2 separate regions of the Homo sapiens genome follow, and region 2 is linked to region 1. The links are chromatin loops, found by intact Hi-C in ENCODE. Cell type or tissue: K562. All regions are shown on one strand. Links, peaks and the distances in the headings refer to the core of each region. The heading gives the core; the rest is flanking DNA.

Region 1 (3,868 bases), core at 863-3,362:
CTTCATGTCTAAAACACCAAAAGCAATAGCAACAAAAGCCAAAATTGACAAATGGGATCTAATTAAACTAAAGAGCTTCTGCACAGCAAAAGAAACTACCATCAGAGTGAACAGGCAACCTACAGAATGGGAGAAAATTTTTGCAATCTACTCATCTGACAAAGGGCGAATATCCAGAATCTACAACGAACTCACACAAATTTACAAGAAAAAAACAACCCCATCAAAAAGTGGGTGAAGGATATGAATAGACACTTCTCAAAAGAAGACATTTATGCAGCCAACAGACACATGAAAAAATGCTCATCATCACTGGCCATCAGAGAAATGCAAATCAAAACCACAGTGAGATACCATCTCACACCAGTTAGAATGGCGATCATTAAAAAGTCAGGAAACAACAGGTGCTGGAGAGGATGTGGAGAAATAGGAACACTTACACTGTTGGTGGGACTGTAAACTAGTTCAACCATCGTGGAAGTCAGTGTGGCAATTCCTCAGGGATCTAGAACTAGAAATACCATTTGACCCAGCCATCCCATTACTGGGTATATACCCAAAGGATTATAAATCATGCTGCTATAAAGACACATGCACACGTATGTTTATTGCGGCACTATTCACAATAGCAAAGACTTGGAACCAACCCAAATGTCCAACAATAACAGAATGGATTAAGAAAATGTGGCACATATACACCATGGAATACTATGCAGCCATAAAAAAATGATGAGTTCATGTCCTTTGTAGGGACATGGATGAAGCTGGAAACCATCATTCTCAGCAAACTATCGCAAGGACAAAAAACCAAACACCGCATGTTCTCACTCATAGGTGGGAATTGAACAATGAGAACACGTGGACACAGGAAGGGGAACATCACACACTGGGGCCTATTGTGGGGTGGGGGGAGGGGGGAGGGATAGCATTTGGAGATATACCTAATGTTAAATGATGAGTTACTGGGTGCAACAAACCAACATGGCACATGTATACATATGTAACAAACCTGCACGTTGTGCACGTGTACCCTAAAACTTAAAGTATAATAAAAAAATTCATTGCAGATCTAGTATGTGCCAGATTAGTCCTTCTCAAAGCCTGGTTCCTGGACAGATTGCACCAACATCCCCCGAGATGCAAATTAGAAGTGCAAATAAATTATTGAGCCACACCACGGTCCTACAGCTTGAGAAACTTGAGGTGGGGCCCAGCAACTCATATTTTAATAAATCCTCAGGTGATGCTGATGCACACTAAAACCACCGTGCTAAGTGTTTTACATTAATAATCTCATTCAATTCCATACAAGCCTAAAGAGGTGGGAAGTATAATAATATCCCTGATTTACAGATGACAAACATGGGGTTTGGAGAGGTTAGTGGCCTGCTCCAGGTCCTCACCTGGTAAGGGAGCCCCAGGTCTGTGTAACCCACACCACTGCCCTCTCCCCTCACTACCTTGATGCCTCCCAGAAGTGAGATGCTTTTGTTCCAAGAGGGCTTCCTGTAGGCAGATGTGGGAGCAGGAGTCACTGGTGACACTGGAGCATTCTCCTGGGCTGATGGGTAGAATAGACAGCTATTTTTACTAGGTTTGCAAGACCAGCTGGATTGTTATCATCTATGAAACTAGGCAAACATCTAGCACTAGGACTGTCCCATTCTCGGGCTGGAGCTAAGAAGACATCGCTACTAGTTTGCAATATTCCCAGGGCACCTACCATCTGCTAAGCATGAGCTTCCGCAACATTGAGACCTGTTGTAACCACTGACAATGATGTCGCCTTCAAGGATGGATTAAGTTCCTACTACTTGAAGGCACTGTGCTAGAGGCTTTACAATATATTCTTCTCCTGGTGTTATTATGCCCTTTAACAGATAAAACCGTTGAGGCTCAGAGAGACGCGGGGACAACAGCTCTTACGCAACGGGGCAGGGTTCTGGCCTGCATACTCTAAGGATGATTTCTTCCATTATGCTATCGTTTGAGAAGACAGGAGGGAGTAGGGGAGAACGGTGGGGGCTCCCAGCAAAAGGACAAGACCCTCAGGGCCTGGGGTAGAACTGGAAGCCCACTCTTGACAATCAGTCCTTACCCAGGAGCACAGAGTCAGGGAAATCTGGTCCCAGCACCCATGCCCCCTTCCCCTCCTGGCTCCCTGACGCAGGAGAAAGCCCCCTGGGACTCACTGCGGGCCGGCGGGCACCTGTCACTGATGGGAAGAGCTCCTGTTTCCTTGCCTTGTGCCAAGAGGGCCCAAGGCAGACCTGCCAGCAGCCACGAGATGGCGCTGCGATCCAGGCGACTCCGGGCCCTGCAGCCACCCTCCCCGAGGCTGCCCCGCGGAGGACCCAAGCGGTCGTGGAGGACGCTCTCCCACTCCCCAGCTTCCCTCTTCCCTCCCTCCTCCTTCCTCGCCCCCTGGCCCTGCGAAGAGTGGAGGCCGCATCAGGGAGCCCTAGGCCCAAGGGCGGGCTAGGACTCCCCAGTGACTCCCAGGCAGCCCGGGGACAGCTGCTTCTCCCCTCCCCTGCCCTCCCTTCCTCTTTCCCTGGGCTCCTCCCCAGCCGGGCCAGCCAGTCCTGGGCCACTGCGCTCCCACAGCACAACTGAAGCAGGATCGCAACTCGCAGACTTAACGACTGCACAACTAAACATCAAAAATGAACTCTTCGTTAGAAGACATCCCTCTGCTTGAAAACGTAGCCGTCGAAGTTCCCTCTATGTGTCAAAAATAAGTTATGCGTAGGAGCCAGAGTCCCGTGCCTGGTGTCACCTCTCTTTCCCAAAATCCTCTCCCATCAAGAAAACCATGCATGTGCGTGGGTCCGCGCGCGCGCACTTGGAGAGGTAGAATTTTGAGTTGAAAATCTGAATCTACCATGAAAAATTGTGTGACACCAAGCAAGTGTTTTAAGACTCTTTGAGCCTCAATTTTCTCATCCATAAAGTGGAAATAATACCAGTAATCACTTCATGGGCTGTTGGAAAAATTAAATACATCTAAACCATTTACAGGTGCTTTAACACATAGTAAGTACTCAGTAAATATTATTTCTTTTCCTCTGACACTTATGGTGTGTGTCCATCATTTGGCATTCAATGCAGGCAGCCTTGCGTTTTTGGCTAATTTCTCCTATAGGACATCCCACCCCCAAGGGCCGTGTCTTGCATATCTGTATGTTCAGGAGCACCCAGCACAGACTCTCGCCTGGTGCATAGTAATTAGAGTGGGCCATAGTGACCACCAAAAACCACCGCCTCTGGCTTCAATTCTGCCTCCCTCCTGTCTTCTCTCAGGTGCTGGCTTCATGCACAACCCTGCTAGCGCAGCTACCTAGTGTCCTCTCCTCCACTTCTCTGCTTTGGGGCGGGTGGTGCCCAGCTTTCAGTGGTGAGACCTGTAGCCTTTTGCTCTCTGCTAGGCCAGGGAGCCCCTTCTGAGAGGGTAAGGGGGGCCAGGGTGGAAGGGGCATGGTTCTTGTTTTGTGTCCTGGAGAGAGTGTGCTCCATATAAAGCCTGCTTGAGCAGAGGAGAAGAAGCCGGCCCCGGCACCTTAGCCTTGACCCAGGTTCGTATGGTGTGGAGCCCTTGCTTCTGCTGTGATCGGGCCCAAAAGGTTAACAAGTCAGTTTGTAGAGGTCTGTGTCTGGGAGTTCTTTGGGGTTTTTATTTGTGTCTTTCCTGACTTTTCTATCTCTGAGAGTCAAGTCTTTCTTCCACATCTCTGTCTTGCACTGCAGTTCCCCAGTGCGCAATCATTCCATGTGTGTTGACGGACTGCAGGGCACATTGGCTCTGAAGGCTTTACCAAGCTGGCTCTCAGTCATATATATATTTTTTTAATTTTTGAGACAGGGTCTC
Region 2 (3,868 bases), core at 738-3,237, 410 kb after region 1:
CTCACTTATAATCCTAGCACTGTGGGAGGCTGAGGCGGGAGGATTGCTTGATCCCAGGAATTTGAGAGCAGCCTGGGCAACATAGGGAGACCCCCATCTCTACCAAAAAAAAAAAAAAGTGTATATATGTGTGTGTGTGTGTGTGTGTGTGTGTGTGTGTGTGTGTGTATGCCGACTGTGGTGTGCCTATAGTTCCAGCTACACAAGAGGCTGAGGTGGGAGGATCAGTTGAGTCCAGGAGTTTGAGGCTGCAGTGAGCTATGATCATGCCATGGCACTCTAGCCTAGGTGACAGAGTGAGACCCTGTCTCTTTAATACAAAAATTTTTTTGAATTAATTTAAATGAAATAAAATTAATGTAGTTTCTCAAAGTAGCCATATTTCAGTGGCTCAGTAGCCACACACATGTGGCTAGTGGTGGCTGTGTTGAACACTGCAAATAGAGAACCTTTTTTTCCGTTATCACAGAAAGTTCTATTGCATAGCACTGTAGTATAAATTAATGACAATTACTACAAGATTTCACCAAGTTTATATATTCTGAAAGTTGGAGAATAGAGTGCAAGATATTTGTTCTCTGGAATTCTTAGGTGGGACCTTTTACAATGGTTAACCTGTCTGGTAGGGGACAGGAAACTTTTAAATTATAGAGTTCTTGCTGTGTCCTTATTTGTTGTTCACAACAGCCAGGCCAGGCAGTTAGTATTATCTCCGTTTTATCGATGAGATCAAACCTGTAAGAGGAACTGTAATTTGAACCAAGGTTTGTCTGACTTTACATCCTCTATTTTTTGTTCTTATTTTGGACTTTAGGGGTGTTGCTGAATGGATTATAATCCCTAGTTCATGGTGTATTGTCATTAGATATCAAAGACCCTTTTCTTCCTCACACTCCTAGGCAACCATTTTAATGTGTGTTTGATTTATCTTTTTTTAAAATTTTTTTTAAAGTGAAAGCAAGTTTATTAAGAAAGTAAGGGAATAAAGAATGGCTACTCCATAGGCAGAACAGCCTGATTTATCTTTTTGTTTATTTTTGCAAAATACACCATTGTAGCTTCAAAACCGTTAATTTGACACTTACATGGATGGTACCGTATTATGTAATCTAATGTGAGATTTTCCTAATTTAGGATGCTGTTTGATGATTTAAACACCTAGCCTTTTCAAAAGTTTTGTGAAAAAAATCTTTTTACCTGGTGTTAGACTTTTTGGCCTTTGTCATCAGGGAAGTCTGAAGGAATCTCTCCTTTTCCTCTTTGCTTAGGGAGTATTGATAGAAGGATTATTTGTCCCTGAATGTTTGTAAATAATTTATATTACTTTTGTTTTCTTCATCATAGGTAGCCAGTGATTACTTCTCATACTTCTCACATGTTGTGTCCGAGCATTGTAGCTGCTTTTTTTTAATTGAAAGTTTTATTGTGCTAATTGTAGATTCATATACAGTTGTAAGAAATAATGTAGGGAGATCCCTTGTACACTTTGCCTAAGTGCAGCTGCTTTTTATGCTTCTAATTTGTATATAGGCTTGCTGGGAAGGGGAGATGTGAACAAACTTGTTAGAATTATGTTAATTAAGTAAGAGTAAAGGCCAGATGCTTTTTCTTAAGAATGTAGTGAATATATGAACTTTAGCATGTGGACTTACTTTTAGCTGTTTTTTTGCTTAATTTTTAGTATTGTTAAAATAACATTTTTAGCCAAATTAAATTTAACAGAGTTTAATTGAGCAAAGAATGATTCACAAATTGGTCAGCCTCCTCAGCCAGTGTAGGTCCAGAGAGACTCCAGCGCAACCATGTGGTGGAAGATTTATGGACAGAAAAAGGAAAGTGATGTACAGAAAAGGAAACTGAAACAGCTGTATTGGTTCCAACTAAGCATTTGCCTTATTTGAACACTGTTTGAACAGTTGGCTCTCTTTGGCCAAAACTTGGTGATTGGCGCCAGAGTAGGTTACAGTCTTTACACATCTATTTACATATCTATTTCTCTTTCATTATGTACAGAGAAACTTTTAGGCCAAACTTAAAATATGTAGCCTAAGGGAGGTAACTTTAGGTTAAACTTGATTTAACAGTATGAATTTCAGATAGTGAAGTTATTATATAGCTGAGTTTTGGATAAATGATATAGTGTTTATTTTTTTAAGCAAATTGAATTTTTCATACAAATACTATTGGAAGTTAATTATACAAATATGAAATCTTAAATTTTGATAATGATTAGAGATTTCTATGTATGTTTTGTTTTAGGTTGTTTCACGAAGAAATCCAGAGGATGTCCAGGAGGTAACATTTATATGAAGATTTTATTTTATGTATTTGATAAAAATTTAACTAAATGCTTTTTTGAGGAAATTGCCTGAATCATTTGTACATCAACCTCTTTTTTTTGAGACGGAGTTTCGCTCCTGTTGCTCAGGCTGGAGTGCAGTGGCGCAATCTCGGCTCACTGCAACCTCTGCCTCCTGGGTTCAAGTGATTCTCCTGCCTCTGCCTCCCGAGTAGCTGGAATTACAGGCATCTGCCACCACACTCAGCTATTTTTGTATTTTTAGTAGAGATGGGGTTTTACCACGTTGGCCAGGCTGGTCTCGAATTCCTGACCTCAGGTGATCCACCTGCCTCAGCCTCCCAAAGTGCTGGGATTACAGACGTGAGCCACTGTGCCTGGCCTGTACATCAGTCTTTATATGTTTGCGTGAAGATTGTCTTCATTTCACAAAACAGTAGCTGAAGTGTCCTATTTGAGACCTACTAAGTAATTGTTAAGTTTTAGTAGGTGTTAAGTTATATAAATAAGAATTTAATGAATTATGGTGCTGTTTACTAAGTGATCATTGTTCTGGTAACTAGTGTTTACAAGATTTCAGTATCACTTAAGGGCCCCTATTTACCCATTTCAAGATCATAATGCCTGTGTAATAAAAAGTATTTGGTAACTAATATTTATTTTAAAGATTCTAACAGTAAATTATGGGTCTCTGCCTACTTTCACTTTTAGATTGAATTGACATGTTGACATCTTGGAAAACTGCTTTAGGCATAGATATTTCTTTTTTTTTAAACTTTAAGTTAGTAAGTTCTTTTGCAGATTCTTCTGTGCATTTTTTCATTTTTTTTCCTTCTTTCTATAATGGTACCAGCCTGTTATGTTTTGCTTAAAATTGTGGAATTCTCTATTTGTATTTACTTTGTGCTTGTTGTGTATCTTTAGGAATCCTTACTGAGGAGCTTGCTGCTTTGAATGTTTCTTGATTTATTTTCATTTTAGTCCCTGCTCAATTTCACTAAGACTAGAAGGACATATATCAGGATTTTTTCCGCCTCCCTAATGTGTTTAAAACAGATACTTTAAGTTTACAGTCCTGATTCTGCAACAGTATTGTTTTTTTTTTTTCCACAATTAAATATGAATGTCTTTGGGTGGTAGGTTGTTTCTGTTTAGCCACGGGTCCCACTACTCTACAGAAAATACCTGGCTTGATTCATACATTTAAGGTGACTGTTTGGTACTGGTTGATATGAGTGTATGGCCCCAGGTTTAGATAATATTTAAATTTTATACATTATCATTTCTGGCTATGTCTGATTTCATAGTTGTTTTTGTCCTATGATTTAAAACAGATATATTTTTATACAAAAATTAGCTGGGCATGGTGGCAGGCACCTGTAATCCCATCTACTTGGGAGGCTGAGGTAGGAGAACTGCTTGAACCTGGGAGGCAGAGGTTGCAGTGAGCTGAGATTGCACCACTGCACTCCAGCCTGAGCAACAGAGTGAGACTCTGTCTCAAAAAAAAAAAAAAATAGATTTAATACTATTTTCCTGATGGGTTTTAAGACAATTCATTCCCTACCA

The links. A loop is a pair of places that touch in the nucleus more often than their neighbours do. Peaks named below come from ENCODE experiments on the same cell type or tissue, not always from the same donor. Only the 100,000 strongest peaks of a DNase experiment are listed, where the experiment ranks them.
Region 2: it touches region 1 in a loop (3-fold over the local background); 2 of 110 quality-filtered maps call a loop at or near these places.

Annotation. Positions count from the first base shown.
Region 1 is chr1:212,663,127-212,666,994 of GRCh38, forward strand. LINC02773 (long intergenic non-protein coding RNA 2773) reads right to left here and starts at 2,519. Exons shown (of 4, transcript NR_183483.1): 1 at 2,193-2,519; 2 at 1,461-1,561. RefSeq lists a silencer at 2,274-2,583. In K562, for the core only: a CTCF peak has its summit at 2,291 (motif pointing right); DNase peaks (open chromatin) are centred at 2,315 and 2,535; H3K4me3 peaks cover 551 bases; H3K27me3 peaks cover 829 bases.
Region 2 is chr1:213,068,747-213,072,614 of GRCh38, forward strand. It overlaps RPS6KC1 (ribosomal protein S6 kinase C1), which reads left to right. Exons shown (of 15, transcript NM_012424.6): 2 at 2,260-2,295. Among named protein-coding and RNA genes, the nearest start is that of RPS6KC1, 19 kb to the left of the region's middle. RefSeq lists an enhancer at 1,695-1,994. In K562, for the core only: a CTCF peak has its summit at 1,798; a DNase peak (open chromatin) is centred at 1,775.